Linked DNA regions of Mus musculus: region 1 is linked to region 2. A link is a loop called in an ENCODE intact Hi-C map of the cell type or tissue named here. Cell type or tissue: left cerebral cortex. All regions are shown on one strand. Region 1 overlaps Ints12 (integrator complex subunit 12). Region 2 has its middle 200 kb from the start of Tacr3.

Region 1 (5,000 bases), 1.5 Mb after region 2:
ATTTATTATGAACAATTTAACGCCATTATTTAACAGTTTAAAATACTTCCATAGAAAAAGACCAAGCTTAATTTAAAAGTTTTCTCTTTTACAATGATTATCAATTTATTTTTAGAATAATGATGTTAGAACATCTAGGGATAAAGATACACTGAGATTAGATTTAAAGCAATTTGACTCAATGAATATAGGAAATCACAAGATTCATTTTTGGGAAATAATGAGGTATTCATTGATTATAAAAAAGAAAGGAAGCTATTTTTCTATAATACATTTACTGGTCAGATACAGAAAGTATTCTCTGTTGGGGTATGTACATATATACATATATATATGTAAACTAATGGGTAATTCATTAGCTTACAAGACAATGGCTTGGACCATGTATATAGGATCACATCACGGCAAGAGTTCAGAGGAGATTTTGCCCAAGGGTCAATTCTGGGATAGCCTTTTATAACTCCACTCTTGGCCAGAATTAGTCAGTGGACATATGAGGACTAATTAATCCTTCCCAAGGGCATACTCTTCCCCCAACAGGCTCCACCTGTCAACCACCAACTCCATTGCCATATTGGGGATTATGCTTCCTAACACATAAAACCTTAAGACAAACCATATCCTAACAATATTCAAAGCATATGAGCACGTTCTGACAGAAACCTCAAGGACTAATCATTAGGTAGGAGCCTCTTTCATACAAAGATAAACCACACCAAACGTTCTTGAAGTATTAAAAACAGCTTGTCCTTTCACCATGAGGAAGAAGCTGGGTGCAAACTAGTCATAAATGCCCATCTGCCAAGCCTCTTGGAAATGGATACTCTTCTCAATGATTCTCAGAATGTGCAACCAGGATGAGCCAAGTCAGCATTTATTAAATGTACATATCTGCACATATCCACACACTGGCCAGGTACGGAAAGTGGGCAACGTGAGAAAGTATACTGTATGAGCATTCATAATCTACTGGAATAAATAACGCCCTAAGTAATTGATAAGGGGTGGTTGAGAGCTAAAGACATGATAGGGAGCTATGGGAAATCACTTTCAAAATTAATTTTGATAAAAGAGGAGGTAATTGGAGAGAGATACTAGCTGACATGAGGACAATGACTGACACTGAACATTTCAGATTTTATAAAACGCTGGAACACTTTCTATTGAGTTGTCCCTGCCACCCATAAGGTACCAGGTGAGCCATTTCTTTTCATCTGTATGCGCCATCAATTTCTTGAAGCTCTTGTCATGCATCAGTCATTATAATCACTATTTTCACACACTATGGAAATTAAAAATGCTAAACAGACTGAAATAAATAGATCCAAGTTTGGCTAAATAATATTAGCATTTTAATGTAACAAACAATAGAGATTTGATCAAGATTTTTATTAAGGTACAGTACATTACAACTTTTGTCCCAGTAAGGGTTTTATTTTGTTTGTTTTGTTTTGTTTTTTAAGTTTTAGAGTAATATGATATAAAAATCTATCTGGCCATATTACTTCTTGAGTTTCTTTTGGGCAGCTTTCTTCTTGACCATCTGTAATCGCTTCATTGCGTTGAGCTGTGATTCTTGAGAAGTTGGACCTTTAAGAGATGCTGAGGTACTGCTGCTGGTCTCTGATGTGGCTTTGCTGGTGGTACTTCCACTGGGCCCCGTTGTAGCACTATTTCCATTCCCACTCAATTGGCTGCTGCCTCCAGGAACTAAACTACTAGGACTAGGAAGACCCACTTTGCTGACGTTATCACAACTCACTGAGCGACTCAGGCCAGTCTTGCCTAAGGTTAGTGGTGGAAGCGGTTTCAACGGGACAGAGGGGCTAGTGCTGTTACCAGAACCTATTTTGGAACCTATTCCACCTTTGGATGATGTTGCCAGACCAGTCAAACCCACAGGCTTCTGGTTAGAGGATGAGGCAGCAGGTTTTCCACTACTGTTTTGTGCTGCTGAATTCAATTTTGCTGTTGATGGACCAGCTGAAGAAGTTTTGGCTGCAAAAGCTGCCCATCCAGTTAGGCCACTAGTTACTGAAGAGGACACGTTGTTACTAGAAGAATTTCCTGAAATAACCGTGGATGGCTAAAAAAAAATAAAAAATATAAGTCTTACATTAGAGCCAAATATAATCAACACCTGTATGTCTTTGAATATAAATGCTTACTTGTATATAAAGAAGTAATGCATGGACAATATGGACAACAAAACAAAATTAGGTTCTTATGAAGCTGAATTGGGAAACACATGGGCGTTTCTGTAGTCAGGGAGACTGCTACACAACTTGCAGTTCCTGAATGCCACACTGTTTTAATGACTCCAGAGAAAATACATGAAATTCTTTTTGGGAACTGCCCTAAGATTCAGTCACAAACGACAGAAGAGAATCAGATTTAGTTCTTCAAGTCACTTTTCTTACCACCCAAAGTTTCACCTAGCTCATGACACTTTTAAATCCAATCTACTTTAATTTAAAAAAAAACAACCAAACCAAAAAAAACTGTTTACACACAAGACACTCAGGAGAAAATACCTAAGACAAAGATTCAATCATTGATAGATGTGTTAAAGGAAATGTCTATATAGAAGTTCTACACTCACTTAAAATAATCAAGTTGCCACAAAAATTTCAACATCTATTCTACTATAAAATATCCTCAGATGTGTAAACTGAGGATACATTAAAAAGAACTCATAAAAGCAGTTTTGCAGTGTGTTTCCATTGAAACTATAGTAATAGACCCCAACTTTCACATAGTAGACTTTGCATCTGCCTCTTGGGTGGCACAGGCATTTTGGGGAGGTTTGACACACTCCTGGCTCACGTGTCAACTCTAACATTTCGGCTTCTCTGATCAACTTCCTACACAGACAGACAAGAGGCCCTAAGCATTGCTGATTGCTGTTGTAAGCATATAGGGTGACTTCTGTCCACTCACAGTCTGTCTACCTTCTTCACACTGAGACAAGCTCACAAAAGCATTCAAAGGGGAAGTCAGATATAGGACTGTCTGTATTTAAAGAGAAAAATACATAAAGTATAAAAATAGTGATGTAGTATCTAGAATATCTATTTGTATTTTAGAATTGAGCTCTTATGAAATAGTAGGCAAGACTTCTTTAGCTCTTACAAAGTTGCCTTCAACATAGCCTGTATATGACTACTTTTAAGCACCAGAAAAAGCAATCAAAATAAGAGTGCTTTGGGGTTTTTATTGATACGAAAAGTTGAAACTTTTGTTCACATGTCCTGAAAAGCCACATTTTTATAATAGCATTATATAATTATCTCATGATATCCTGATTAGGAAAAACATCTTACAAAACATAAATTCCTGGGACACACACTGCTGGTGACAGAAAATGAAAGCAAAGAACACAGTGTGGCAAACTTAATTTTCAGTTTGAAAAATCCATTTTTCTCCTTTCCCTTCTATAAGACATGAAACTATCTGCTCCACCAAAGAGAACTTATTTAAAGTGACTAAGAGACCAGTGGTCAATGAAGGATGGACAGGAAAGCAAGGTGGCTGTGCTGAGCACCTGACTCTAATGACCGCTGTGGCCTGGGCTGCTCCACAGTGACAGATGGTGTAGAGCACAACCAGGATGCACAGACATGAAGCACTACAACCTTGGGAACCTAGCACCACCTCACACTTCAGTGTAGAAAGTAAATTCTGATATAAATGCTCCCCTCCTATCTAATTAATTATTAGTGTTCTTCACTTCCAACATCAGACACATAATAAAGTTTCTCATCAAAGTTTTATGAGAGCCTACCCTTCAGTCAGCCACACTGAGGTTTAACGCGGATGAAAACAAACACTTTACCTTAACTTCGGTTCTCTTGAATGCTAGGAAGGTTGTCTCTTGTTTAAGTTTGGTTTCTGGCTTCTTGACTAATGGATCCTTGACAGTTGGAGTCACAGAAACAACAGTGGGCGCTGGTTTCTGTGGTGGCTTCTGAGTTTTCTGAGCCTATGAAAAACAGGTGGATAATTATACATAAAAATTTTTATTAAATAACAAAATTAAAAATGCATTAAAAACTATAAACATTGAACGTTAACAATAGTTCTAAAAATATTGTGATGATATTGAAATATCAAAAGAAATCAACATATAGTTTTACAGATTTCATTAGTTTCTGAAGAGTAATGATACCATCAATCATGCAAATTAGGGTTTGTTAAATATTATTTTAACAAGATAACCCTCCTGTTTTCAATAAAGGAAAATCCCAAACTATGGTACAGCTACTCTTTGTTACCCATGCAGGATGGGTTTCGGAACCCCTGACAAAAACCAAAATCTGTGGATGTTCAATTAAGTCCCTCAGATAATCAGCCTAGTATCTGGGCCTAGTGCCATCTGTCTCTAAGTACTCAGGAGGCGGAAGCAAGAAGACTAGGAGCATAGGGGCAGCCTGGGCTCTAAAAGGAGTACGAAGGCCTGCCTGATTTCTACATTAAGGCCTTGTCTTAAAGACTTATGGGAGGTAGAAGAACCTGAATCTCTGTCAATTCCAGGTCAGCCTGGTCTACCTAGTGAGTTCCAAAACAGCTAGGGATACAAATACAGACAAAAAACAAGTAAAACAAGTAAACAAACAAAAGAAACAAAACCCACTAAGGCCGGGGCTCACTGAGTAAAGAAGCTTCCATACAACCCTGGAGTCCCGAGTGTAATCCCTGAAACCCATGTAAAGGTGGAGGGATAGAACCAGCTCCAACAAACTCATTCTCTCTGGCTCTGTCTCGGTCCCAGTCTCTTTCTCTCTCTGTTTGTGTGTGACTCTCACAGCCTCCACCCTCAAACAAAGTACTCTGAAAGCTTGGGGGATACAGCTCAGCTGTAAAGCATACTTAGCATGTAAGGCCCTGGAGTTCCAGCTACAGCACTAGGGGGAAAATACTACATTTATAGAAGACCTCTGTAGACAGTAACTCATCTCTAGGTTTCTAAATCTAAATGCCATGCATTGAAATATTGAATA
Region 2 (5,000 bases):
TCTCTGTTGATAGCTGAACAAGTCACTGAACTATGAATATACCAGAATATAAATAGGAGTCATTTATCACTATATATTTTTCTTTTCTTATTTTTTAGACCAGTATTACTTGGTTCTTCTATAGGTTCCTGGTCACCTAGGCAGTGTTGGGTATGGGTTCTATCTCATGGAGTGTGCCTCAAGACAAATTCAATACTGGTTTATTCCCAAGCTTTGTTTCACTGTTGCCCTAACATGCAAATAGTAAACCATTTAGATAAAGGGTATGTGGCTGGCTTGTTGTTTACATTTTTCTTTTGATAGTGTGCAGAGTACATTCTTGTATCAACGACACTGGAACATAGGGATGAAAATTCTATTTAGGCACTAAATTCTATTTAGGACATCCTTATGTTGAATGAGTTGTATAGGTGTTGTCTTCAGCAATTGGGCCTTACTGTGAGTTTATGGAAAGCAATTTATAGTCTTGGCAACAGCCTCATTTTTGGAGATTCCCATGATAGGGGGTTACTTTGGCCAACAACTCAATTATATGTAACCAAATCCCAGTATCAAAAACTTCTTTTGGTGAAAATCATGTCCAGCTGGGACTCTATCTCTTCCATTATGCTTTCTAACTCAGTAAAATTTTTCTACATTTATGGAACATACACACAGAGCCGTGTGTGTGTGTGTGTGTGTGTGTGTGTGTGTGTCTTGACTGTGTGTGGAATGAGAGAGAGAGGGAGAGAGAGAGAGAGAGAGAGAGAGGGAGGGAGAGAGGGAGAGAGAGAGAGAGAGAGAGAGAGAGAGAGAGAGAGAGAGAGAGAACAAAAGGGAACTATCATGGCTGCCCTCTGAAAGACCCAACAAGCAGCTGAAAGAGTCAGATGCAGTTATTTGCACCCAACCAATGGACAGAAGCAGCTGTTGTTGAACTGGGGAAGGCTGAAAGAAGCTGAGGAGAAGACTGATTCTGTAGGAGGAACAGTAGTCTCAATTAATGTGGATCCCTGAGATCTTTCAAACACTGGACAACCAGACAACATACACAAGCTGATATGAAGCCCCCAACACACATACAGTAGAGGACTTCTGGGTCTGTGTTCAGTCAGAGATGATGCACTTAACCCTCAAGAGACTGGAGGATCCAGGGATTTTAGAAGTCAGGTGGGTTGGAGGTTGGAGACATCCACACAGAGACAGGGGGGTGGGGAGGGGGTGTGGGATGTGGAGGAGTTAGAGAGTTGGATGGGGGGTTGGGGAACTGAATATGGAGTGTAAAATATAAATTAATTTTAAAAGAATATTTTAAAAGAAATGATAAGCTGTTATCAATTTTAGAATACCATGTATTCTTCACTTTTTTTCTTTTCTTCTTCCTTTCTTTTTTTCTTTCAGTTGATCCATCACGAATCACAGTCAGTTTTGACAGGATGAAATGTGCTGTCAAAATACTGTCAATCAGGATTCAAGAGTTACCACTTTTGCAAAGTATCATTCCACACTTGCATTTCACACAGAAGCTTTACTTTGTTTAATGTTTAACTAGCATGTTAAACCAAAATTTTACATCCTGCTTGTAGACCCTGGAATTTGAATTTATAACTTGGAGATCTTGTAGCTATGGAAGTGCCTTTATCTTTGCAATTCAGCATAGATAATGCTGTCAAACTAAGGTGGAGCTGAGTTTCTTGTGCAACAGCATTATCAATGTCCACAACAATCAAAGATAGGGAGAAGGCTTCTTGGGAAAGTGAGAGAAGTTGGCAGTTCTGACTCCACAAACATGACCACTCCACCACCCACATAAATCCTGGCACAGTGACACATACATTCCCCCACCAAGAAGGCAGGACCAAAAGCATCCTTTAGTTTTGTTGGCTAGCCATCCTAGCCTTTCTACGAAGTCCAGGTTCAGTGAATTCTAGCTTCCATTGCGCGCGCGCGCACGCACACACACACACACACACACACACACACACACACACACACATATTCACCACACACTCATAGACATACACATGCCACATATAATACACTCACATACAACATACATGCATATCACATAATACGCCACACATACCACACATGTATACACACCATAGATACTACATACCATATAACACCTATACATTCACCACAAACAACACATTTAAACCATTCACACACACAACACACCATGTACACACACATACCACCCACATAACACATATACATACTCCACATTCACACATCACACAGACACAGCACACATGTCTTGCATACCCTACATAACACACACGCACACACATCTACTGCATTCAAAGGCTGTTTATTTTCACTTTTCCTTTCCCATGAACAAAGTGTCAGCCGCAGCAGAACTTACACAGATGGACGGAGAAGAAAGTCCTTACAACAAAGGTTAGCATGCTGCAGGGTTAAAAACCTCATTTTAATAGAGAAGAAAACCAACCAGCCAGAGTTTTTCACATTTCTCATCTGTGCTATTTGATGGTTGGGTAGTAAAATCATTAAATATTAGTGGACTCTGTCAAATTAGAGAACTAAGATAGCTATTTTCATAGATCAAACTGTATTTTTTTAGATCAAAGAAATGGCTTTTATTTTCTTGAGTTTTTGGTAGCGATTTGATTTTTTAAAACATTCTTGGGATTATGGTAATTACGTCATTTTCCTCCCTCGTCTGCCCAAACATGACCTGAGCGCTGACAACAGAAATCCACACCCTAAGTGGAAGGAATCGACACCCAGTGTGGAAGAATCACCCTACACTCAAGGAGACTCAACCCGAGACAAAGAACTGCAAGCAACCACCGAATGCTGACAGCGGGAGAAAGTGTTCCCCTGGGAAGAGCTCAGAATTGTAAAAGGCAACTTTTCAGAAAACAAAGTTAAAGATATCTTGCCTGGGTTCCCTTTCAAACTTCCATGATGCCCGGGTGTTGTTTCCTTCATTTTCTTATTTGCAGAAATTATTACTGAGAAGCATTCCATGTGGAATAAAGATTGAGTAGCTTTCAGTCTTGTAAGTCAAAAACATCTGGAATTACTCAGCCATTAATAAAAATTGCCAGCGCAGTTCAGAAATAAAAGCAGCACTAGGTGGCACTGGAAGATCGCGGCTCCGTGGCACTCGTTGCTCTTCGTTTTCTCCTATAATTCTCAAGGGGAAGAAGAGGAGCTATGGGGGGAAATCATGGCTACAGAGGTAAATATTAATTCATTTGCCTGCTTTTCCTGGAAGCTATTCCAGAATGTGTTCGTGAAAGCAAATGGCCAATTTACTAGAAGCTTCAGCACAAGGCCCATTAACCATCCCGTTTAGATATAATCAAAGACAGATAAAGGGATTTGCACCCTTGCTTCTGTGGGGGCTTCTGCTGTTCCATTTGCTGAGACTGATGACAGGGACATAGTGTTTAGCTACAGCTATAAAGATACGGATGGCCTCGTTCATAGGTAAATAATCAGTCATCACTTAAGAGATACACAGTTTCTTTCTTTTTTCCTAGCAGAGCAAACACAAAGGGTTGTTCTTTCTCTCTCTCTCTCTCTCTCTCTCTCTCTCTCTCTCTCTCTCTCTCTCTCTCTCTCTCTCTCTCTCTCTCTCTCTCTCTCCCTCTCCCTGAAATGGCATATATTCTAAGTCAGTGGAGTTATTTATTTTTCATTTTGCAATTCCTTCACACTAAGGGTCAGCTTGACTAACCCGCAGCAATGACTCATCTTTTATAGTTGAGGCGTTTGAACGGAAGTCCAGCCCTGCTTCTCCCCACACCCACCCTAATCTTCTTTCATGCGACCATGAAGCCAGCCTTTAAATCCAGCAGAAGATGTTTCTGTCATGCTCTCAAGCTATAAAATCCATTTCCAGGTCTGGAAGACGGGAATGATATGTGGATATTTGTTTAAAAAAAAAATCACGGTTTGTCTGTCCTCCTAGCTAGGTAATGTGAAAGGTCTTTAAATTCAAAATATTTCGAAACATACATCATTTCTTCAATGTCTTCTTCTCAATGGTAAAATGTTATTTTAAAATGGTCACTTTCTGAAGATTTTTTTTTTTTGTTGAATACGGAATTAGAATTCATTTTATCTCTTAAAAATCAGAATGTAATATATATTGATCATATTTTTCCCATCCCCCAACTCTTCCCAGATTCCCCACCATCATCCAACTTTATGTTCTTTTTCCTTTCTTAAAAAACAAAAATATAAAACAGTAAAAAGTACACACACACACACACACACACAAACACACACGGGGGGGGGGATCTTGTCCATCTTGTATTGAAAGCCTTTTAGAAGAATTTTTAAAATATATTTCTTGAAATTTTCACTTTTGTGTATACAATGGATTTGATAACACCACCTCTCTCCCCTCCTTTAATTTTACATATTTAATAGCTCATAGAAATTGTGTGGCATATTTGTGGTTTTGTCAGCCACAGGATCCATTTCTCTCCTAGTGTTTTATTCTTTCCTTTAGCAGAGACCTGGATTGGAGCAGGCCTATTTAAACATGGGATTGGTCATACCTGGTGCTCTGGACTAGGGAATCATCCTGAGCTGGCCGACAGACATCCTGAGCTGGCCGACAGACATCCCGGATGTGAACGGGAAGCATCAGTTGTTCCTTTTAGCTTTTTTTCCTTCCTCCTCCTTCATTTCTTCTCTCCTTCTCTTTCCTTTCATTTTGTCTCTCCTCTATTCTTGTCCTCATTATAGATGTTTAAAATTAATTTTGGAATTCGCACTCCCTTAAGAGTTCCCCACAGATCATTTCTTCCCATTCTCTGGCTAATTGTTAACACTTTTAACATATAACAAAGAAAATTACTATTTGTGTAACAGTCAGAGTATTCCATGTTTGAGAAAAGACAAATTAACATGTTTCTTTTCTTTTCCCCCTTTATTCCTCCAAGTTGGTTAGTTTAAGATCAAGGATAATATCATACACAGTATGATAACAGAGAGACAGTATCTCCTTAGTACACAATGCAATCAATTAGGAATAA

What was found. Hi-C counts contacts between places; a loop is a spot of excess contacts. Peaks named below come from ENCODE experiments on the same cell type or tissue, not always from the same donor. Only the 100,000 strongest peaks of a DNase experiment are listed, where the experiment ranks them.
Region 1: a loop joins it to region 2, with 4 times the contacts of the local background. A loop is called at or near these places in 11 of 42 quality-filtered maps.

Annotation. Positions count from the first base shown.
Region 1 is chr3:133,105,921-133,110,920 of GRCm38, reverse strand. Ints12 (integrator complex subunit 12) reads right to left here. Exons shown (of 7, transcript NM_027927.4): 6 at 3,836-3,982; 7 at 1-2,086. The coding sequence ends at 1,502. Among named protein-coding and RNA genes, the nearest start is that of Ints12, 17 kb to the right of the region's middle. In left cerebral cortex, no CTCF peak of the experiment used is centred here; a DNase peak (open chromatin) is centred at 2,253.
Region 2 is chr3:134,628,092-134,633,091 of GRCm38, reverse strand. No RefSeq gene overlaps it. Among named protein-coding and RNA genes, the nearest start is that of Tacr3, 200 kb to the left of the region's middle. In left cerebral cortex, a CTCF peak has its summit at 3,078 (motif pointing right); DNase peaks (open chromatin) are centred at 3,176 and 3,725; H3K4me3 peaks cover 389 bases.